3 separate regions of the Mus musculus genome follow, and all the other regions are linked to region 3. Evidence: chromatin loops called from intact Hi-C (ENCODE). Cell type or tissue: gastrocnemius. All regions are shown on one strand.

What was found. Peaks named below come from ENCODE experiments on the same cell type or tissue, not always from the same donor. Only the 100,000 strongest peaks of a DNase experiment are listed, where the experiment ranks them.
Region 1: it touches region 3 in a loop (2.8-fold over the local background); 14 of 42 quality-filtered maps call a loop at or near these places.
Region 2: a loop joins it to region 3, with 5 times the contacts of the local background. A loop is called at or near these places in 22 of 42 quality-filtered maps.

The regions. Positions count from the first base shown.
Region 1 is chr17:27,529,047-27,537,046 of GRCm38, forward strand. It overlaps the pseudogene Gm9703. Among named protein-coding and RNA genes, the nearest start is that of Grm4, 20 kb to the left of the region's middle. In gastrocnemius, a CTCF peak has its summit at 4,523 (motif pointing left); a DNase peak (open chromatin) is centred at 5,864.
Region 2 is chr17:27,645,439-27,653,438 of GRCm38, forward strand. No RefSeq gene overlaps it. Among named protein-coding and RNA genes, the nearest start is that of Pacsin1, 6.2 kb to the right of the region's middle. In gastrocnemius, a CTCF peak has its summit at 4,890 (motif pointing right); DNase peaks (open chromatin) are centred at 552 and 4,909.
Region 3 is chr17:27,758,546-27,766,545 of GRCm38, forward strand. The region is part of intron 4 of Ilrun (inflammation and lipid regulator with UBA-like and NBR1-like domains); the gene reads right to left. Among named protein-coding and RNA genes, the nearest start is that of Spdef, 34 kb to the left of the region's middle. In gastrocnemius, CTCF peaks have their summits at 3,353 (motif pointing left) and 6,091 (motif pointing right); a DNase peak (open chromatin) is centred at 3,304; H3K27ac peaks cover 278 bases.

The DNA of each region.
Region 1 (8,000 bases), 230 kb before region 3:
GCCACCAAAGCCTGAAGCCGGCAGCCGAACTTGCCCCTGACCCCTCCGGAGCATGGAGAATGTAGGGCAGCCTGGCCTCAGGCAAAGCCCAGCTGGTTCCATTTAATGGTGTCCCTCCAGCTCAGCACCCACGGTGCCCTGAGTCACAGCTGGAGGGGTCAAGACCCGAACTCCCAGTTCTGCAGGACCCAGGACACATCCAGCAAGGACAGAAGGTTGACCTTCACCCCAGGGTCATTCAGCCCTAGTCACAGTGCCCCCCAAAGGGGAACCTGGACAGAGGATGCAACGCAAAGACCCATAGGGGTGGAGAGACAGCTCAAGCCTTGCTGGGGACCAAGCTTTGGCTCCTAACACACATCCGTTGGCTTCCTGTAATGTCAGCTCCAGGGGACCCAAGGCTCGCTCTCTTCTGACCTTGGAGGACATGCATAAAAATAAACAATAAGAATAAACAGGGGCTAGAGAGATGGCTCAGCTGTTAAGAGCACTGACTGTTCTTCCAAAGGTCCCGAGTTCAAATCCCAGCAACCACATGGTGGCTCACAACCATCCGCAATGAGCCGGGCGTGGTGGCACACGCCTTTAATCCCAGCACTCGGGAGGCAGAGGCAGGCGGATTTCTGAGTTCGAGGCCAGCCTGGTCTACAAAGTGAGCTCCAGGACAGCCAGGACTATATAGAGAAACCCTGTCTCGAAAAACCAAAAAACAAAAAACTAAAAACAAAAAAAAACAAACAAACAAAAAAAAACCATCCTCAATGGGATCCGATGCCCTCTTCTGGTATATCTGAAGACAGCTACAGTGTACTCATATAAATAATAAATAAATTAATCTTTAAAATAAATCTTAAAAAATAAAATGAGAGAGAGAGAGAGAGAAAATACCCTGGACTACCTCAGAGAAGCCCTGGTCATTGCCATACACACAGAAACCCATTTGTTGCCTTCCTTTCTCGCTCCCCGGCCATCTTGGCGGCTGGTGTTGGTTGGGGGTTGTCCCGCACCTAAAGCAGGAAGATGGTGGCCGCAAAGAAGACAAAAAAGTCTCTGGAGTCGATCAACTCTAGGCTCCAACTTGTTATGAAAAGTGGGAAGTACATGCTGGGCTACAAACAGACTCTGAAGATGATCGGACAAGGCAAAGCGAAGTTGGTTATCCTTGCCAACAACTGTCCAGCTTTGAGGAAATCTGAAATAGAGTACTATGCCATGTTGGCTAAAACTGGGGTCCATCACTACAGTGGCAATAATATTGAACTGGGCACCGCGTGTGGAAAATACTAGAGTATGCACACTGGCTATCATTGACCCAGATGATTCTGATATTATTAGAAGCATGCCAGAACAGACTGGTGAGAAGTAAACAAGAAAGTTTTCCTTTAATAAAACTTTGCCAGAGCTCCTTTTGAAAAAAAAAAAAAAAAAAAAATTGTCCCAGGAGTGCCATCTTTAGCTCCATCTGTGTCTAGTCAGACACCCCACACACAGCCACTGCCCAGCTGACACCAGCCCTGACTCCACACTGGGAGGAGGCAGGGGGAGCACAAGGTACTGTCACTCCTGTCCCAGGTACCCTGGAGGTCCGTCCTGCTGCTCTTGGTCCTCTCATAGCCCTCTAGGGCCAGGTCACCTGCCCCTGCTGCCCCACCCCACCTACCTTCTCTGTTCTTCAGGACACTGAGCCACTTTCCGCAGGCCCAGGGGAAAGCTGGTCACCATGAAGTGTCCTAATACCCTAGGTTATGTCTTCAGCACTTCTTTCTCTTGAGTGATTCCTAAGTGACAGGAGGAGCCTCATCCGATACCCATGCTAGCTACTCATCCTTGCTGTCCCCACGGTAGGTCACTGAATGGCCCCGCTGTGGACTGTTAGCATGCCCACCTTACAGAAAAGGAAACTGAGGCCCAGGGGAGTTCTTGATCAAAGAACACACAGCTCGGTAGCATCGGAAGCTTCCAGAAAGGACCGGGGACCAGGGCTCACCATCCGGCATAACTTACTTCATTAGAGCCAGTCCTTGCCAGTTCAGCGCTGGGCTCACAAACACTAAGTCAATCGCTGAAGTCGTTCGTCAGTACAGCTCTGAGAGGTGGGTTGGGGCTGGCTGGCACCATCGGTGCTATGACACGGTCCTTCATGAGAAGGTGCACCTCGGCACTGGGACAAGGGATCAAGTCCTCAGCTTCCCTGGGCCTGTTGAGCCCGACCCTGGCAGCCCACTGGTTGATCTGCCTTAAACCTCAAGAAAGAGCTTTCTTTTTTTTTTTGTCTTTTTTTTAGACAGGTCTCAGGTAGCCCAGGCTGGCCTCCAAACCATTATGTAACCAAGGATGACCCTGACCTTCTGATTTTCCTGCCTCCACCTCCCAAGTGCTGGGATTACAGGCCTGCACCTCCCTCCGTTTACAAAGCGCTGGAGGTTGAATCCATGCTTTCTAGGTCAGGGGTCCACTAACTAAGCTCCATCCTCAGCCCCGGGGCAAAGAAATGTAATGCTATATTTGTATTTGCTTAATACAGCCAGCTGTGGTGGTACATGCCTTTAATACAGCCCTGGGGAGGCAGAGGGAGGCAGGTTTTTGTGAGTTCAAGGTCAGCCTGGTGTACAAAGCAAGTTCCAAACCAGCCATGGCTACACAGTGTGACCCTGTTGAAGTGGAAACTTCTGGTTTCTTTGGAAAGTCAGTTGTGTTGGATGCTGTTTTGCCGGGACAGACACATGAAGGAGCGTTTTCCTGAATTGGACACAGGCAAGAGGACGCTTCGCTAAAGCAGACACGTGAAGGAGTGTTTCGTTGAAGCTGGCCCAGGATGTTTCGTTAAAGCAAGCACATGAAAGGACTCGTCATGAGGGACTCTTCACTAATGACACACAGGTTTGGGTTTGCCTTACATTAGGTAGCTGAGCTCCGTTTGTTGTGACTCCACAGAGAGAAATGCACCAAAAAACTTTCTGGTCCTGTTCGGGCAGTTTTTTGCCATTTCCACAGACTCGGGCTGAGACAGACACACGGTGAGGCAAGACTTGTGAAGGAGGCAAGACCCGTGATGTCTGGAGGGAGTATAAATAGGACTCAATGGTCAGTGAACCAGGCTTGCATATCTAGCTTTGCAGCGCTTCTCGGTCTCCAGTCTTTGCTGATCTTCACTTTGGTGAGAGAGGCACGGCAGAGAACTTTTCCTAGGTGCTCAAGGCCAAAGCCTGGCTATTTCTGCTGAGTCATGCCACCATTGCTGATTCATGCTGACACTACTGAACTGAACTTCTTGTAGATTTGGGAAGTATTTGCGAGTGGATCGAGCGGCCACTGCTAACCTGGGTACTGAACTGCTGATCTCCTGACAACGCAGATGGGATTTGCTAAAAAAAAAAAAAAAAAAAAAAAAAAATTTTTTAAACAGGTCCACTTCTCTTGTATCCTAATAACCTTTCTTTTCCACACTTCTGGAGGGTGGTGGGGGAGAAGGGAGGTTAAAGCGTTTAAGAACCATCATTAAAAATAGGGTTGAGGGGGCTGGTGAGATGGCTCAGTGGGTAAGAGCACCCGACTGCTCTTCCGAAGGTCCGAAGTTCAAATCCCAGCAACCACATGGTGGCTCACAACCATCTGTAACATGATCTGACTCCCTCTTCTGGAGTGTCTGAAGACAGCTACAGTGTACTTACATATAATAAATAAATAAATCTTTAAAAAAAGAAAAAAAATAGGGTTGAGAAAGATATAAGACTATATCCTGTCTCAAAAAATTTAATATATGGGAGATGGGCAGTGGTGGCACATGCCTTTAATCCCAGCACTTGGGAGGCAGAGGCAGGTAGATTTCTGATTTGAGGCTAGCCAGGTCTACAGAGTGAGTTCCAGGACAGCCAGGGCTACCCAGTGAGACCCTGTCTCGGGAAAAATTTTTAAAAAATAAAATTTAAAAAAATTTAAAAATATATATATATATATGGTGTGAGTGTGAGATAAGCTGAGTATGGTGGTGCATGACTGTATCCTAATCCAAGAACTCATGAAATACAGCAGGAGAAATAAGGAGAAATACCAGTCTGGAGACTCTAGTGCAAAAATCAAATTATGTATGTGTTTGTACAAACTCTATGTGTGAGAGCCAAAACACAAACACACACACACATACTCACACTAAAATATGTTTATATACCATCACTTCATCATAACATGACCAGGTACAAAAGTCAGGGATGGAGACTCAGCAGTTAAAAGCACCAGCTGGCCGGGCGTGGTGGCGCACGCCTTTAATCCCAGCACTCAGGAGGCAGAGGCAGGCAGATTTCTGAGTTCGAGGCCAGCCTGGTCCACAAAGTGAGTTCCAGGACAGCCAGGGCTACACAGAGAAACCCTGTCTTGAAAAACAAAACAAAACAAAACAAAGCACCAGCTGCTCTTACAGAGGACCCTGGTTTGGTTCCCAGTGTCCATATGGTGGCTCACAACCATCTGTAACTCCAGTTCCAGAGAATTTGATGGCCTCTGCTGCCCTCTGCAGGCACACAGGCATACATACATGCAGGCAAACCACCCATAGTTACAAACTAATTTTAAAAAGAAAGAAAACACAAAGAAGGTCTGACTCCTGCTCTGGTTCCCTTGTGTGGGGGCGGCCTCTCACCTCCCTCGCCTGATGGCAGGGGCTGCTGAGGAGCCTGCCCCCTTGGCACTTCTCAACACACTGAACTCAAGAGTTGCTGGCTGCAGGCAGACTCCGCAGGCCAGAGACCTTCTGGAAGGCGCTGCCTCCGCCTTGCTCATCAGCCTGTCCACAGGAGTCCCTTCTCCCTGCAAGCTGTAATGGGTGGTAGAGAGCCACCTGTGGATGCTTGAGTGGCCTGTGAACCCACAAGGGGCCTCGCTGCCTACCCCACCTACCTCCCCTATGCCTGTGTCTTACAACCAATTTATCCCCAACTAGATTACAAATAAATGAGACTCAGACTATGGTTATTTTATTTGGCTTTGACAATGACTGGGGGTGGATAACCCCTAATCTACTGTTCTAACTGCTGGCCTAGCTATTTCTACAGTGTTGTACATCTCTCATGGTGCCTTCTCCCCTCTCCTCCTCGTTCTCCCTCTTCTCCTCCTCCTCTTTAACCAGGTAACTCAAAACCCATCTAACTCTAACCCCTCCAGAAACTGGCTGTAGCCAGTTTTTATTTAACCAATAGGTTTTTGTTTTGTTTTGGTTTGGTTTGGCTTTGGTTTTTGTTTTTTGGGTTTGTTTTTGTTTTGGGGGGGGGGGGGTTCAAGACAGGGTTTCTCCGGCTGGTGAGATGGTTCAGTGGGTAAGAGCACCGACTGCTCTTCCAAAGGTACTGAGTTCAAATCCCAGCAACCACATGGTGGCTCACAACCACCCATAATGAGATCTGATACCCTCTTCTGGTGTGTTTGAAGACAGCTACAGTGAACTTATACTAATAAATACATCTTTAAAAACAAAAACAAAACAAAACAAAAAGACAGGGTTTCTCTGTATAGCCCTGGCTGTCTGGAACTCACTCTGTAGACCAGGCTGGCCTCGAACTCAGAAATCCGCCTGCCTCTGCCTCCAGAGTGCTGAGATTAAAGGCATGCGCCACCACGCCCAGCTTAACCAATAGTTTTAAATTAAAAACACCGGTTGTACAACAAAAGCTGGTAAATGTGACAATCCACTTGATCCTAGACCTTCGGGTACAGAATTTAGCATTGCAATACATAGCAACAGACCAGACCTCAGCACCTCTGTTCTTCCTCCCCACCTTGTGACCCCAGTCCATCCCAAGAACAGGCGTGGGATCGCTTGTTCAGAACAGGCACTGCAATGCCAGCTATGACCACGAGGTGGCAACAGCGCTCCTTGCTGGGACCAAAGCCAGCAGCATCCCAGGCTGATTCTAACAGACTCAGGAGGGCACCGCAAAGAGGCTGTGGGGGAAGCTGAACCACGCGGTGCCTGCCCCGCTGAGACCCAGGTCCCCCAGACTGTAAGGGACAGGCTGGGACATGCCTGGCAGGTCTTTCTGGGGATAACACCTAATGGATACTTGTTATGGGGCGGTACCTGCTGCCTGTCTGTAGAAGAAACCCAAGTCCATTGGTGCCTTCACAGCCGCCTCAAGTTCACCTTTGACCCTCGGGTCTCCCTACCACTCTACACATCTTCCTGGGAAGAAAATTGGAGTTAGGTACCCAAAGGACAAAGGCATGAGATCGTCACAACTGTAGGCCATAGCAGACTCTAGAAGTACTAGCTGTGTGGCCTGGGACAAACCACTCAGCTTTCCTCCTCCACAGAGAAGCACATAAAGGCGCTGGCTGCCAAGCCCGACGACCCCACATGATGGATGAAGAGAACTGACTCCTGCAACTTGCTCTCCGACCAGCACCGGTGTGTCATGTCAAACACACACACACAAGTAAATATAACTTTAAAAGCATTTTTCAATGCTTTATGTGTATAGATGTTTACCTACATGTATGTCTGTGTACCATGTCATACCTGGTGTCTGGTCAGAAGACGGGTCAGAGCTCAGGGAACTGGACGTTCAGGTTCTCTTCTTCCAAAGGTCCTGCCGGGCAGTGGTGGCGCACACCTTTAATCCCAGCACTCAGGAACAGAGGCAGGCGGATTTCTGAGTTCCAGGACAGCCTGGTCTACAAAGTGAGTTCCAGGACAGCCAGGGCTACATAGAGAAACCCTTTCTTGAACCCCCCCCCAAACAAAACAAAAAACAACAAAAAAACCAAAGGTCCTGAGTTCAAATCCCAGCAACCCCATGGTGGCTCACAACCATCTGTAATGGGATCTGATGCCCTCTTCTGGTGGGTCTGAAGACAGCTGCAGTGTGCTGCAGTGTGCAGCTAATAAATAAATAAATCTTTAAAAAAGAAGAAGGAGGAGGAGGAGGAAGGAGAAGAAGAAGAAGAAGAGGAAGAAGAAGAAGAAGAAGAAGAAGAAGAAGAAGAAGAAGAAGAAGAAGAAGAAGAAGAAGAAGAAGAAGAAGAAGAAGAAGAAGAAGAAAAGGAAGAAGAAGAAGAAGAAAAGGAAGAAGAAGAAGAAGAAGAAGAAGAAGAAGAAGAAGAAGAAGAAGAAAAGGAAGAAGAAGAAGAAGAAGAAGAAGAAGAAGAAGAAGAAGAAGAAGAAGAAGAAGAAGAAGAAGAAAAGGAAGAAGAAGAAGAAGAAAAGGAAGAAGAAGAAGAAGAAGAAGAAGACGAAGAAGAAGAAGACGAAGAAGACGAAGAAGAAGAAGAAGAAGAAGAAGAAGAAGAAGAAGAAGAAGAAGAAGAAGAAGAAGAAGAAGAAGAAGAAGAAGAAGAAGAAGAAAAGGAAGAAGAAGAAGAAGAAGAAGAAGAAGAAGAAGAAGAAGAAGAAGAAGAAGAAGAAGAAGAAGAAGAAGAAGAAGAAAAGAAGAAATATGGTGGTTCATGCCCCTAATTGCAGCACTCGGAACGCAGAGGCAGGGGGATCTCTGGGAGTTGGAGTCCAGCCAGGGCTACCTGGATGCTGTTTCAAAAGAGAAAGGAAACCATAGCAGCCTGGGAAGCTCTGCCTTAGGTGGTGCTAGGGACCCAAGCTTGGCGTCACTACAGGGAGTCTGCTGTCGCTTGTTCTGTGCCAGGCCCTCGGCTCTGGCTGAGAATGAGGTGTGGGCGGTTGCTTCCCACTCCAGGATTAACTTGGGCAGGACAGGGGTTGCATTCCTTCACAGAGACGTGGTTTTACTGAAAGGAACCATGGAGGCTGCCGGAAGAGGCTACGACTTGAATGTGGTGGTGTGTTTCTTAACAGTCAAGACTGCCACGGTCACCACTGCCTGTGTGGACTCTACACGCCCGTGCCTGCCCCTTTACCTGTGTTCAGTCAGAAAACACACTCAAGTGCTCTGGGACAACACGCTGCCATGCCAAGAGCTGGGCGCAGCTGGGACAGCTGCTCGCTGAGAGGTCAATGGTCAGGACAAAAGCACACTGACCACACGGCTGAGGTGAGG
Region 2 (8,000 bases), 110 kb before region 3:
ACCCGTCTTCCAGCACTTGGGAGATGATGGCAGGAGAATCAGGAGTTCAGAGTCATCCTTGACACTTAGACACATGAGCTGCCAAGCTCTTAGCTGGAACCAGGAGCCACAGCAATGTCTCGGGCCTGGCTTTAATGGACACTTCTTCAGGTAGCCTCACATGGTGATGCTCGCCGTTACTGCAGGTGGTTCTCATTAAGGGATACTGATTCAAGGTGTCAGGGACCAAGGTCATCTCAGGTGCTCACTTAATGTGGTTTCCTGATCTGCAGCAGTTTCTCCAAGGTCAGCGCCAACCATACCAGGCAGTAAGGCGGGGCTCAGGTGCTGGGATGTGTTACATTCTGACCAAGTCTCAGAGCTTTGGAGGGCTGTTGGGGACCCTGTTGTCCTTGAGTCTTTTGCCTTTGCCTCCGTGGCTTTTCTTCCTGGTTTGAGTTCAAGATCAGTGGGGGGCAGGGCAGGCTGTGCTCCAAAATGGGGCCCTGTTTCACTCTGTTCACTCTGCTGCAGGTAGAGTCCAATGGACAGGGCGGACTGAGGGACACAGGGCACGCTGCCACTTAGGAGCACCACAGGTATTTTGGTCAGAGACCAAGACAGATGCCAGAGATGGTGGAGGGAGTCACCCTTGGCAGAAAACACCAATCACTCCTTCCCAGCCACGCCCCCACTCCACCTCTACCAGAGAACGAGCCCCGCTCAGAGAAACCCACCCGCTCAAAGAAACCCACTGGGATCAAAGTCCTGTACCAGCATGAGTACCCTGTAGGGAGAGCTGAGCCGTCTCCACCTCTGTCTGTGAGCCGCTCTCCTGCCAGCCGTACCCACAATCCTCTGGTGACCTTCCAAGCTGCCTCTGGCTAGAACTTTTGATTGTTTACTGAGGTCATTTTTATATTGTATCGATGACATCCTGGGACATACAGTAACCTCCCTTATGAAGAACACAGTCCGTTATTCACCCTGTTTTGTCGTTGTTGGGTTTTGTTTTGTTTTGCTTCCGAGATGGAGTCTCACTACGTAGCCTTGTCTGGAACTAACTGGCTTTGTAGAATGGACTCAGAGAAACCCACCCGCTCTACCACTGGGATCAAAGTCCTGTACCAGCACAACACACCAGCTCTGCTGTGTTTTGAGATAAGCTCACATCCGAGGCACACATGGTACACAGACATACAAGCAGGCAAAGCCCCCACTCACTGGCAATAAAACACCATCCCCTCAAGACTGGAGCCTGGGGGAGGTGGTGGTGGCTCAGTCAGTAAGGCGCTTACTGTACGAGCATAAGGACCAAACCCGTGTGAAACTTCCAGGTGTGGTGGCAACATGTGTGTCATCCCTGTGCTGAGGGGACAGACAGAGTCACAAGCCAACCAACCTGGCCCAGGCAGTTAGCTCCGGAGTCAGTGAGACCCCATCACAAAGACTGAAGTGGAAAGTGACAGAGGAGGAAGTCATCCGTCATAAGTCTCTGCCCTTCACACACCGTCCACGAGTACATGGAGACTGTACTCATGTGTACACATACACACTCACCCACACTCACCCATACTCACTCACTCACCCACACTCACACATACTCACTCATATACATATATGCATACACACACATACATGAGTACATGGAGACTATATTCATATACATACACGCTCACATACACATACACACACTCTTGCACACACATACATGAATACATATAGACTGTACTCATATGCTCACACACAGACACATACCCATACATGAGTTCACAAAGACTGTACTCATGTGTATACACACACACACACACACACACACACACACACACACACACTCACACATAGACACATACACACTCTCAAACTCTCTCTCTCTCTCTCTCATGCACACTCACGCATACTTGAGAGCCAAAACAAAAGACCCAAAAGCAGTAAAAAGCAGAGAAGCAGAGAGCAACAGGCGCCGGGCGTGGTGGCGCACGCCTTTGATTCCAGCACTTGGGAAGCAGAGGCAGGCAGATTTCTGAGTTCGAGACCAGCCTGGTCTACATACAAAGTGAGTTCCAGGACAGCCAGGGCTATACAGAGAAACCCTGTCTCGGAAAAAAAAAAAAAAAAAAAAAAAAGGAGAGCAACAGACTAGAAGGTTCCATGCTGAGCCCTGAGGCAGTGTCTTCTGTGTAAACCCCATCTTTTCCCAATGGGATTTGATTCTGGAGGAAGAAGCTAGTGATAGCTGTGATTTAGAGAGAGAGAGAGAGAGCTCTACAATTAAACAGGAAAACTGGGCTTGAGACCCACTGATGTCCCCAGACATCTGGGCAAGTCACTTGTGGTGGTTTGAATATACTTGGCCCAGGGAGTGGCACTATTAGGAGGTGTGGCCTTATCAGGAGGTGTGGCCTTGTTGGAGTAGGTGTGTCTCTGTGGGCTTTGAGGTCCTCCTCCTAGTTTCCTGGAAGTCGGTCTCTCCTGGTTGCCTTCAAATCAAGATACAGAACTCTCAGCTTCTCCAGCACCATGCCTGCCTGGATGCTGCCATGTTTCTGCCTTGATGATAATGGACTGAACCTCTGAATCTGTAAGCCAGCCCCAATTAAATGTTTCCCTTTTATAAGAGTTGCCTTGGTCATGGTGTCTGTGCACAGCAGTAAAACCCTAACTAAGACATCACCCAAGCTTGTAGCCAAGAACAAGGGTGTTCGACCAAATGTGTCCTCTATGGCCATAAGATGCAGGTCTGGAGCAATGGGCTCAACATCAACCCAGACCATTTCCTTATCAAAATAAGGTGGGTTTCAAAGTAGCACTAGGTGTAATGGTTAATCTTTTTTCTGGGAGGCAGGAGATGGAGACAAGATTTCTCTGTGTAGCCCTGGTTGTCCTGGAACTTACTCTGTAGACCAGGTGGTCTTGAACTCGCAGAGATCCGCCTGCCTCTGCTTCCTGAGTGCTGAGATTACAGGCATGTGCCACCACACTTGGCAAGACCCCGTCTCAAGTATAATATTGAAAGAAAACAGCACCTGGGAGAGACTGGAGACACAGCTCTGTGGCTGGGGTAACACGGTGGGCAGGGCTCTGTGGCCAGGTTGGTAAGGCACATGCTAGCATGCAGGAGCCCTGGGCTTGATCCCAACTCAGTAGAGATGGGGCTGAGGTGTGCACAGGTGTAATCTGTGTGCTGCTGAGGAGAAGCAGGAGGGTCAGAGGGTCCTCAGCACCAGGGCATGTTCAAAGATCTCTTGTGCTACACAAAAGCCCGTGTTAAAGCAGCAAAGTTGGACGAGGAGTGAGTAGGGCAAAGCCCTGGTGGGTCTACTTCCAGGTCCCTTAACTAAAACCTGAGGACCCAGGCTGGACATGGGCGTGCCGCCCAAGAGGCATGACAACAGAATGAGGGACATTAGACAGAGACACCCGCATCAGGAATGGTGGTGCATGTCTTTGATCCCAGCACTAGGGAGGCTGAGGTAGGCAGAGCTCTGTGAGTTCAAGGCCAGCCTGGTCTATATAGTGAGTTCCAGAACAGCCAGGGCTACATAGAGAATCCCAGAAGAGGCCATCAGATCTTATTACGGATGGTTGTGAGCCACCAAATGGTTGCTGGGATTTGAACTCAGGACCTTTGGAAGAATAGTCAGTGCTCTTACCCACTGCGCCATCTCTCCAGCCCCCCCCCCCTGTTATTTTTGTTTTTAAAAGGCTCAACAGTACATAGATTTGTATCCACCCGGAGCTGGTACAACAAATGTGTTCTCACTGCCAATACACTTTGTGTGGCTTCAGGCCCAAGGCAATAGATCCAGCCGACCCTGGGTTGAAACCACGAGCCAAAAGAAACCCCTTCTCCTTTGAAATGGGTTCTCTCGGGTGTTTGTCACAGTGAGGAAAGGTTAACAAACTGTAGTAAGAGGTTAGCCGTGCACCAAAGCCTTGGAATGCGGCAGAAACAACATCCTTTCTGAACTACGACTATTTTGTTTTGTCTGATTCTTTGAGGCAAGGTGTTGCTCTATAGCCCAAACTTACTTGAAACCCTTGATCCTCCTGTCCCAGTGTCTTGAGCTCTAAGATTTCAGGTGTGCATCATCATGTCAACTCCAAGTGTTAAGGTTAAGAGCACATGAGATTGAGAGTGGAGCAGCTAAGCAGCTAAGGGTGCTTGCAGCCAAGCTTAACGACCTGAGTTTGATCCCCTGGACCCCTATGGTGGATGGTGAGACCCAATTCTCAAAAGTTGGCCTCTGAGCCCAGCAGTGGTGGCGCATGCCTTTAATCCCAGCACTTGGGAGGCAGAGGCAGGTGAATTTCTGAGTTCGAGGCCAGCCTGGTCTACAGAGTAAGTTCCAGGACAGCCAGGGCTACACAGAGAAACCCTGTCTTGAAAAACCAAAAAAAAAAAAAAGTTGGCCTCTGACCTCTATATACCCACTATCCCCTCCCTGACACAAATAAATAAATAACTTAAGGAAAGAATAAAATCAGAGGTACAAGCCTGAGGGACCTGAGTTTGAATCCAGGAGACCCCATAAAGTTAGATAGAGAACCAACTCTATGATATTGTCCTCTGACCCCGCCCCCAACACACACTGATAATAAAAAAAAAAATTAAAAAAAAACAATAGGGGCTGAAGAGCTGGTTAAGAGCACACACTGCTCTTGCAGAGGACCGGGACACAGTTCCCAGCACCAAGTGGTGGCTCACAACTGTAACAGCTCCAGTGGAGTAGAGCGCTGTCACTGGGGCAGTGGAGGCAGGAGGATGAGAGGTTTAACGCTATCCTCAGCTGCATAGTGCGTCCAGGCAGTCTAGGCTACTACCGAAGACCTTGACTAAAAAAAAAACGTAAATCTAAACCCAAACCAAACAGGAATTCCGCTTGTAGTTAAGGTACTGTACCACTAGGTGGCGAGGGCGTCCAGGCCATAGCCACAGGACCGCAGCGACGTCGAGCCCTCTGGCTTGAAGTAAGCACCTAGTCCAGTCTGCTTTTTCTTTCTGCCTCAGTCCTGCCTGGATTGGATTCACAGCTCCAAGGCTTTCCAGCTGTGTGACATCACACAGGCTACCTAACCTCTCTGGCCTCCATATCCCAGCCTGTACCATGATGGTCAGTAATTACAGCGTCCCCATGGTTCCTATGCCTCAAATTCAGAAAGAACCCGGTACAGGGACGGCTCTGTTTGTTTGTGTGTCCTGGGTAAGCTGTCTCCGGGGTCCTAAATCTGGGTACCCCTAAAGGTTAAGGGTTTCATGCAGGAGGTGTGGTTTCCAGCCATAAGTCAGTGGCAGAGAAACCATTGCAAGGCTCCTGACATCTGGTCTCAGGGTCCAAGGTGCGGCTGGCAATCGTCCCTGTCCACCAGGCAGGTGACTCACTGTCCGAGAGCTTGAAGCGAGCTGACGGCGCCATGAGGAGAGAGAGCCGGAAGGCCGTCCCTCAGCACTGCCCATTCCCACGTCAGGTTGCTGAAAGGGAGCGTAGAAAATAAAACCCTGTCCTAGGCAGCCTAGACCCAGCCAGACTCCCGGATCCATCTTGCCCAGCCTCCAAACAGGACTCAAGGTGGCAAGGACCAGATCAGAGCTCAGAGATCTGTTTATAGCCCCAGCTCTGTCACTGAAGTGCTGTGTGACTTGGAACGAGCCTCTTTCACTCTCTGGGCTTCAGAATCCCATCTACCCACAGTGGGATAGATCCCTGGCCTTCCTTTTCAAGCTGTGGAAAGAACAGGGGTGGTTGGCCTGGAGGTGTGGACAGTGCCTGTTGAGCATGCGCAGAAGGCTCGGCAAGTAAAGGTGCTTGCTGCAGATGCCTGGTGGCCTGAGTTCAATCCCGGCTCCTGGAGGAAGAACACTGGCTCCCAAAAGTTATCTTCTGACCTCCATCCACACACCGTGGCACTTGTGCTCAAACACACATATGGATGCAGGGCACACACACAATAATAATAATAATAGATAATTGTTAGCCAATATGGTGGCACATGACTTTAATGCCAGCACTTGGAAGGCAGAGGCAGGCGGATTTCTGAGTTCGAGGCCAGCCTGGTCTACAGAGTGAGTTCCAGGACAGCCAGGGCTACACAGAGAAACCCTGTCTGAAAAAATAAAAACAACAAACAAACAAACAACCCAAAAAACAAAAACCAACAACAACAAAACCGCAAACTGGGCATGGTGGTGCATGCTTGCAATCCCAGCACTGTGGAGCGAGGGTAAGGGTCAGAAGTTGGACCTCACCTGCAACGGCTCAAGACCACCATAGGAAGATACACATGACTGTCTGAGGGAGAGAAAGAGAACTCAAAACGGCTCTCCTTCCCCCCCCCCTTTTTTTTTCTATAGGAAGACAGGGCAACTGGAGTCTCCCTTCTGCCCGGCCCCCTCTTCCAGGCCTAACACGCAGTATCAATTACCAATCCATTATTCATTCATTGATTTATTTATTTCCGCGCCTTTCAGTGCTGGCCTGCCTTTCTGTCCCTACGTCTTTTGTGTTTCGCTGGCATCTGCAAACCCCTCAGGACCAGCGCTGTCTTCCTTCTGCGTGGCCCAGAGTCTGAGGGAGGATGGACCAAGGGAGGTTCAGGGCTCTGGGTGGGAAGGACAGCCCCATGGAAACATACAGGGGTCAGATCTCCACGGGGCTGAGAGAACGTGAGGCCAGGACACGAGAGACGTGGGAAATGCTCAGAAAAGGAAGAGTTGCTGTGCCGGAAACGGAGGGCATCTGTATTGAAGCAGAGGCGCAAAACGGGAGGGAGGGTGGGGGAGGTACGCGGAACAGGAAGGGGTCGGGGCGGGGCGCAAAGCAGGAAGGTGGGTTAGGTTCACCTTGGACAGGCAAGCAGAAGGTCTGCAATTAGAAAGTCTACAAGGAAGCTGGTCTAAATTGGGAAGTGTGGACATCCCGCGTCAGTTCCCGAAACATTTTATTTTAGGTTACACAGTGTGTGTGTGTGTGTGTGTGTGTGTGTGCGCATGTGTTCTGAATTCAACCCCAGCCACACCTCAGCTCTGCACAGAGAGCCCCTGGCTGCCTTCTGTCTTTACCCTCTCTCCTCTCTACTTTTGTTTGTTTGGTCTTTAAAAGAGACTGCTTTGTTTTTTAAGGCATGTGTGTCTGCTCAGGACTCTGCGCACACGCACACGGGTGCAGGTGTCTAATGAGTCCTGCAGAGGGCGTGAGGATGCTCTTGAGTTGAAGTTACAGACAGGTGTGAGCTGCCCCATGTGGGTGCTGGCAACCAAAATTAGGGCGTCTAGGAGAGCAGTAAGTTATCTTAACCACTAAGCCTCTCTTTGTTAGTTAGTTAGTTAGTTTGTTTGTTTTGTTTTGTTTTGTTTTCGAGACAGGGTTTCTCTGTGTATCCCTGGCTGTCCTGGAACTCACTCTGTAGACCAGGCTGGGCTCAAACTCAGAAATCTGCCTGCCTCTGCCTCCCGAGTGCTGGAATGAAAGCTATATACCACCCTACCGACCTCCTGTTGGATTTTTCAAGAGGCCCAAGATGACCACAGACTCCTTCTGGACCACTGGGGTTACTACAGGCCTGAACCACTGTCACCAGCTATGTCACCAGCTATGTGCTGGGGGCCTAGGGCTTTGGGTGTGCTCAGCAAGCACTCAGCTAACTGAGCCATGTTCTTATGCCCTCCCAGTCTCCTGACGGACCTACAGCTCTGTGAAGGTTGTGCTTTCTCCCAGCCTCCGGCTTCTCTTCCCCACTCTATCATAGCCTTCTATTCAACCCTCCAAATGTCTGACCGTCTAGGGATATATCCTGTCTGGGAAGTTTGGGGCTGTGGACTCCACTGGCTTTTTTCTTAAAAGTATCATCATCTTCACCATCATCACCACCACCATCATCATCGATGCCTCTCTGCCTTCTCAGCCCTCACACACACACACACACACACACACACACACACACACACACACACACCCAGCCCCCCAGGGCTCCAATTTGTCTCCATGAAAATACTTTACTGTCTAGCATGACAATGACAAGGG
Region 3 (8,000 bases):
TCAAACTACTTAAAGGTTCTGAGTGCCTTGTAAACCATTCTATTCCAATCTCTGTGGCAGTTCCCCAGATGGTCTAAACTACTCCTGTCTGTGCACTGTCCCAGCCTATCCATCCTGTCAGCCACTCGCTTCTGTCCACCCTCCTCAGCATCCACACACCTAACTTCTCTCCCCTCCCCATCCCAGGTACCCATACGCAGCAAGCGTTGCCAGCCTTCAACCTTTCCCTGACCCAACTAAGAAACCTGCCTCGAGGAGCCAATCCAACCGAAGCTTCGAAAGTATCTGAGGGCCAGAGAGTAGGTTCAGTTGCTAGAGGGCTTATGTAGCCTATACAAAGCAGTCTTCCGCTAGAACAGTATGCTAGAACCTAGATGAGATGCTGTGGACAGGGTTCTCTCTGGCCTCTCCTAGGGCAAGGAGATCTCTAAAAAAGAAGGAAATCAGCCAGGCATGGTGGCATATGCCTTCAATCCCAGCACTCGGGAGGCAGAGGCGTAAGCAGGAAGGCTTCTGCTTGTGCCAGGCCAACCACAGCTATGCAGTTAAGACCCTGTCTCAAACCCCTCCCATCATCCATCCAAAGAAGCTGACGGAAGCACAAACAGCTTCTACCCCAGTGTTCAGGAGGCGGAAATACAAGAATTGGGCTAATGTGGGCTCCCTGCAACAACAGAGACTGAAAACTGTTCAATGGGCCCCGCACTGTAGACAAGTCACCCCAACTTTCACATGAGCTGTGGCATGCACAACCACATTCACACCCACAAAAGCAATGTTAAAATTTAAAAATTTTTAAAAAATCTCAAAAGGAAGAGGGACTGGAGAGGTGGCTCAGCAGTTTGGATGCCGGATGCTTTCCCAGGGCCAGAACTCAGCTCCCGGCTGCCTCTGACTAACACTTACACTCCAGAGGCCCTGAGGCCCTGTGAGGGCACTGATGGGCACTCCCCACACACACACATACACACAGAGTTAAAAATTATATTAACATTTTAAAAATTGATTGTAGCACAATACATTTTTTTTTTGAAAGCAAAGAGAAAAGCTGGAAAAATCCAATTTTTCCACATTCTATTTCTCTTGTCTGGCTTATGTCCCTGTCATGGTGAGGCACACTGGTGACACTTTAAAGACAGGGATCAGCAGAGGCTGTGCAGAGGAGACGCATGACTGACCACACACCATGAAGCTGCCTCTGTACAGAGCAGACAGTTGTGACTGGTCCTTAGGAACCCACTACCAGCAAAAATCCCCAGTCCCTCAGGGCTCTGCAGGGAGGGAAGCTATTCTTTCACTCTGGGATAAGCATGGGTTCTCACACGCTGAACATCTCTGTTGGAGTCGCCAGAGAAGCCTGGGTACTACTGAGTGGTGAAATGCTGTCCACAGACCCTACCTTAGAACCCCAGCAGAAATCAATGCAGAGGGGAGAGGAAAAGGGAGAGATAGTTGTGACATGACCAGTGTGACAAGCTGGCAATCCTGAGAACACAGCTGTCTTGTGCTACAAGCCTGACCAGTGTCAGCAATCTGAAACAATGCCCAGAGCCCCAAAACAAACACAGAGGAGCTTGATGGCTTTGAAACTGCTGAGGTACAAAGGAGAGTTCCTGGACATACTTCTCAGCTTCAGTCAATCAGCAATGCTACCTAACAAAAGACATTTTCTAGGTCCACACTGTTTGCTTAAATTATTTTGAAGTGCACATACAGTCCATGCCAATGCAAACACCTAGTTCTTCTGGGCCTTCAGGAGATGCAGTCATCGCACTGCATCAAACCCAGAGTCCCCTGCCTGACAAACGTTTTCTGTACAGAATGTGCCAGGCTGCCGGGTGGGCGGGGCTCATGCTCCTCCCTCTTGCTTCTTCCTCCTTGGTCATGGGTTCTCAACTGCTACAGGTGAGTGAGGAGTCTCCCTCCACACCTGACACAAATGTACATACAGACCGTGTGCACAGGACAACCAATACCATTCATCAAAATGTGCTAGAAACACCCGACTCTAACTGGGTTCTGGCCACGGCCTACTATTAAGTGCCGTGGAAAGGTGGCAGGCACTGGTGACTACTGTATTATTCTCTGCAACTATGGAAGTCCTAGAGCAGGGATGGGATGGGGGGTGCTGAGAAGGACTGAAGTTTGATTCCAAGCCCGCCCATGGTGGCTCACAGACATCTCTAACCCAGGGCCTTGGCTGTCTCCCTTGGATTTTGGGTTGCTAGTGGTTGTCACCCAAACTCTTGTCCTGCCTCAGCTTCTAGGCCTGTGTGGCTTTAGATGGGTTTCTCTTGTAGGTGACAGGGTCTGTCTGCGTGGCCTCCCTGGCCTGGAACGTGCTGCATATCTCAGGCTGTCTGCCTGCTTCTGCCTCCTCAGAATTGGAGGTGTGAGCTACATAACAAGCCTTTGTCTTTCTTCTTAAAGGTTTTTCTTTGTGGGTGGGGGTGGGAAAAGGGTTAACTCTGCAGAGTTGGCTAGACGAGGCTGGCCTCCAGTTCAGAGATCCATCTACCTCTGCTGAGACTAAAGATCTGCAACCACGATGCCTGGCCGCCGCACATCCTTTTTTCTTTCCGTCCTTCCTTTTGGTTTGCTTGCTTGCTTGGCTGACTGGTTTGTAATTTCTATGTATGAGTTTTTGCCTGAGTTGGAGTCTATGCAAACTGCAGCAATGATGCTCTAGGTGTGTTTGAGAGCACAGCTTAGGCTCTGGACTTTCTTACACACACCAACAGCTTCGAGTCAGCCATCATCTAGAGAATGACAACCGCGATACAAGGTTAGACGCCATTCGTGTGACGCAACACTCAGACGTACAACTCTGATCCTATCCTATCCTTCTCTCTTAACCTTCCTATCTAGTGTGAGGCTGCTCTTCCCTCTATGGAACGCACGGCTCCTGACCCCACCCTTCTAACCTCTCTGTCTTTTCTCCTCACACCCCACATCCGTTGTGCGCTCTTGCTGAGGAGGCCTCTCTGCTTCCACTGCTCTCTGTTCTATGCAGGGCAGAGTGACCATGGCGTCCTTCACGACATCCCTAAAGCTTTGCCACCTGATTTCTGCCCTGACTTCACACTGTACTCAGCCTCGCCTCCCCTGCAGCACCCCCACCTTGTTCTCACTCCTTGAACCCACCAGGCACATCTCTACCTCGGGGCTTGAACTGGCTGTCTCTGAGCCTAGCATCCTACACAGCCTCTGTAGAACAGAGCCTGCCAAAATTAGCAGGCCGGCCGCTGAGACTGTCCCCACTCTATAGAGCATGCTCAGGAAAAAGTAGAGCCAGAGACTGCACCCTCTGCAGGACAATCAGGGAATGGAGGACAGCTGCTTCAGTGACTACAGAGACTGCACCCTCTGCAGGACAATTGGGGGACGGAAGACAGCTGCTTCTGTGACTTCAGGGACTATACAAGCTTTTGTCACAGTAGCAATTTCAATGCCAACAAAATCTGAACCCAGGAGATCAGAGACGTTCTTCAGGAATCTCCTCCCTCCCTGACGACGGAGAGAAAGCTTACCAGGCCAAGGTGTTTACTGGGGCAGGAGTAGCACCTGCCTGGCTCCTCCTCTAAAATGCTGAGGAGCCTGAACAGGGCAGTCATAAATCCCTAGAACTACTTGGTTACTAAGACTACCCAGGAGAGCTGCAGAGGGGCCCTTTCATGAAATCATTAGCCAGCTAGTGACACTAACTGTCTCTGGTAAACTGTCACACGCTGGGCCTACTTCAACTGGCCCTCCCCTGACTGCTCCTTATTACTATGCTAACCTTCCTTTTTGATATAGGGTCTCTCTCCCTATCTCTGGCTGTCCTTGAACCTTTACTCACACTCACACACACTCACACTCTCTCTATATATGTGTGTGTGTGTGTGTGTGTGTGTGTGTGTATAAAATCAGGTTGGTCTCGAACTCACAGAGATCTTCTTGCTTCTGCCTCCAGAGAGCTGGGATTAAAAGTGTACATCGCTATTCCAGGCTAGTACGTTAAATCTGTGGCTGCTTCAAAGCAGATAAGAAGATTTGAGTCGTGGCCGCTGTACCCACAGAGTAAAAGACCGGCTCAGCCCCAACAGTGCAGACAGCATGAGCACATTGTGGGTCACACCGACCCTTCCAGTGCTTCGTCCGAGATTAATGCTTGTATGCTTTAGCTAGCCCCAGGGTACACCAAAAGGCTCATCAGGTAAGACTGCTTACTGCCAACTGCAGGTTCATTTATGGGGCCCAAATGATTAAGATAGAACCAACTTTGCAGGGCTGACCTCTGACCTTCAGACAAGCACTATGGTGCATAAGTGCACATATACACATGTGCATGTTTGTATTTTCAAAAATGCTGGGCAGAGGCGCATGAGCGTGCGCGCACGTGGATGCACACACACGCACACACTCCCTCTCTCTGGTACACACACATTTGTATTCCTAAAAATACAGGGTAGAGGTGGGATTGTGGGCACGAAAGGCAGACGGCACTTGGCTGTGGCTATGGCAAAGTGGAAGGAGGAACGAGCAGAAGGCTGCAGAGACAATCACATGTTCTCCTTCTGAACCAGGGCTTGGCAGAAATACTAAGAGGCTCCGGCTGTGATCCAGTTTAAGGTGGAAGCACACAACAAACAGCAGCCTGCTTCTTCCCAGAGCTGAGACAAAATGGCCGTACTTGCCCTGGGGTTTAGCTTGCCTGGTGTATGTAAAAGGCTCTTTGCTGCAGACAGGAAGGACAGACAGCACCTGCTGCCCCACAGCCTCACACTTATTCCCACCTGTCCTGAATCACTTGGTCTTACTGTTCTGGAAGGTCTCAGAAAGCACACAGAGATGCGGGTCACGAGACCACCTTTTTGACTTCAGTAGGTCTACTCTTTCCACACACCTGTCTGTACAGCTCCCATTAGCCAGACTCCATCTCCAGAGACCTCGCATGGAGATGGGCTTCCAAGAGCATCTTGTTCTTCTCTGGCCTACCAGCCTAGGTGATTCCAATCTCTTGCCAACTGCTGATGCCCACAGCTGCCCATCCGACACAGCCCCCCTCAGGCCCCCCACCACTGAGGACAGCAGCAGGTGAAGCACATGCCCTCCGCACTCTGCAGTCCCTTCTATCATAAACGGCACTTGGCTTGTTTGCCCTCAGAGTTCAAATGTGAAGAGGACACTCTCAACCCTCAGCAAGTGGAATGCTGTCTAAGGAGACACCACAGGCAGCTCCATACCACAGCGTCTCAGCACACCTCAATGCTGCCTCCCTCCGGCCCTGATGGCACCCAGTCACCTCAGTCCTTGCTGGTCCACAACACAGTTCATTCAGCCAATGAGAGGGCCTAGGGAAGCAAGCACAGCAACCCAGAGGGGGCAGAGACCTCTCAGCCATAGGGCACCCACACCTGCAGTGTGCTACCTGTTTCCTGCTGTGACACTCAGCAAGGCACGCAGCCCCTCAGAACGTTTGTTTCCTCATCTACAGGCAAAGTATGCCTGAGCATTTAGGAACAATTCAAAAGTAGCTCTCCTCACTGGGCCAAGGACACTATTCACAACTTTAAGCATGTCTACTTCAAGAACCAACTACCCCTGTGTTCTCAAGCTAAATACAGCTGTTTAGGATCACCTATGCTTTCCTGATTGACTGACTGTACGTGTGCCTGAGTATAATGTACATGTGTGCAGGTGTCCTAGGAGGCAGAGTAGGATGCTGGATCCCTTGGAATTACAGGTGGCTGTGAGCTGCCTGATGTGGGTCCTCTGTTAAGAACAGCAAATGGTTTTTAACCACTGAACTATCTGTCATCCTCCTTACCTATACCTTTAATGTCTCTTTAAAAAATAACATAGTGCATACATGGAGGTCAGAGAACAACGTGACAGTTGGTTCTATTGTTTCACCACGTGGGTCAGGCTCAGCAACAAGTACCTTAACCACTGAGCCACCCACACACATGCCTTTCAGGCTCACTATTAGACAAATCTCTACTTGTAGCCATTGCAGTTTCATATACACATATGCATATATCTATACATATTCAATTTATTTGTTTTTGCATGTATGGGTATTTTGCATGTGCATGCAGTGCTGGTAGAGGCCACAAGGTGGAGTCAGATCTTCTGGAACTGAAGTAAGGATGGTTGTGAGCTGCCATATAGGTGCTGAGAACTGAACCTGGTTCTCTGGAAGAACAGCCAGTGCTCTGGACGCTGAGCCCTTCTTTAATCCCTCTATACCAATATTTGTCTTTTTGCTTGTTTGTTTTTTCGAGACAGAATGGTCTCTCTGTGGAGCCCTGACTGTCCTGCCTCAGCCTCCTGAGTGCTGGGGTTAAAGGCATGTGGCAGTACTCGGAGGTAGTTCCAGTACCGCCAAAGCCATCTGTGACTGTGTCGTCCACTCCTCTTCAGAGAAGCACACGGGAAGCGGCCGACACGACCCATCACTCACAGCTCCCTGCATCACTGTCACTCTCCCCATATGGCTGTCTCAGCCACTTCTAAGCTCAGGTGACCTCTGCGAACCCCTTTCCTTACCCCTGTTCTGTTCCACTCCTCCTGCCAACACTTGCTTTCCTGCTGTAAATGACACAACTGAAGTTCTGACTCAAACTTGACTCTGAACTGCTCTGCGAGCAGCTAATCTTCCTGCTGCATGGTCAGTGTGGGCAGGGATCGGCACTCTAATCCTCGGGCTGATTGGACAGTGAACTGCTCTACTTACAGCAATGTGGTCATTACTCACTGACCACTGCCTGTGCCATTCCAAAGGAGGAAGTCAACACATCTCGATGGACACAGAAAACATAGCCAGATGTTTCATACTTTTTTCTGAGTAAGATTTTGCTTGGTTTAAAAACAACAACAACGCTTGTCCCAATGTCTCTTTAAGATAAAGTTTCACGGGTTTGGTGAGATGGCTTGGCGGGTAAGAGCACTGACTGCTCTTCCAAAAGGTCCTGAGTTCAAATCCCAGCAACCACATGGTGGCTCACACCCATCCGTAATGAGATCTGACGCCCTCTTCTGGTGCATCTGAAGACAGCTACAGTGTACTTATGTATAATAATAAATAAAAATCTTAAAAAAAAAAGATGAAGTTTCACATTATTAATCCAGTCTGCCCAAGCCTTCCTGGATATCATCTGGAATGTGTATAGTGCGGGGACGGCACAGCACATACGCGCAAGTGAGGACAACCTGCACTTTCCTGGTGTTTGAGTCTTGGCTTTCTCAGCACCTCCACTCTCTGATCGCCTCACTGGCTCAGAAGCTGATTTTATTTGCATTTAAGATGAGTTAAAAGTGTATGTGTGGAGCAGGTGTGGTGGCGCTCCCAGCACTGGAGTGAGAGGCAGAGTCAGTTCTTCAGGACAGCCACCGCTATACAGAAAAGCCCTGCTTCGAAAAAACAACGAATGAATGAATGGATGAATGAATGAATGAATGAATGAACGAACAAGCAAGCAATTAATCAACCAAATTTATGTGTATGGATGTTTGCTCTGCATGCCTGGCACCTGTGGAGGTCAGAAGGCGGTGGAGCCCCTGAACTGTAGTTACAGTTGATTGTGAGCTGCCATGTGGGCGCTCTCCAGCACTGAAAAGTTACTTTTAAATGGGGGTGGGGTGGGCAGTGAGAGTATAAGCTAGTCAGTTAAGCACGTGAAGTAAGTGGCCTTCCTCCCACTCACTGTCTAGCACTAGCAGCAGGGCTGAGCAGGGCCTTAGGCTGGCAGGAGGCTCAGCCCTTTGCCTCTGTTGTAAACATGTAAATAACCATTGCAACTGGTTAGAAACCTCAATCCCTGAAGAAGAAGATGGTCCACAGCTAGAACTGACATCAGCTCCTTAGCCAGAACTCCCTGAGACGGCTGTCATGCTCAGTACAAGGCCCAGCTGAGTAAAGCAGCGCCCTGTTCTGCAAACAATCGAGTATGTGAGCTGCTTCTGCCAACTTTCCCCTTCCACTGACCTTAGCTGCGTTGACTTTCTACTGAATG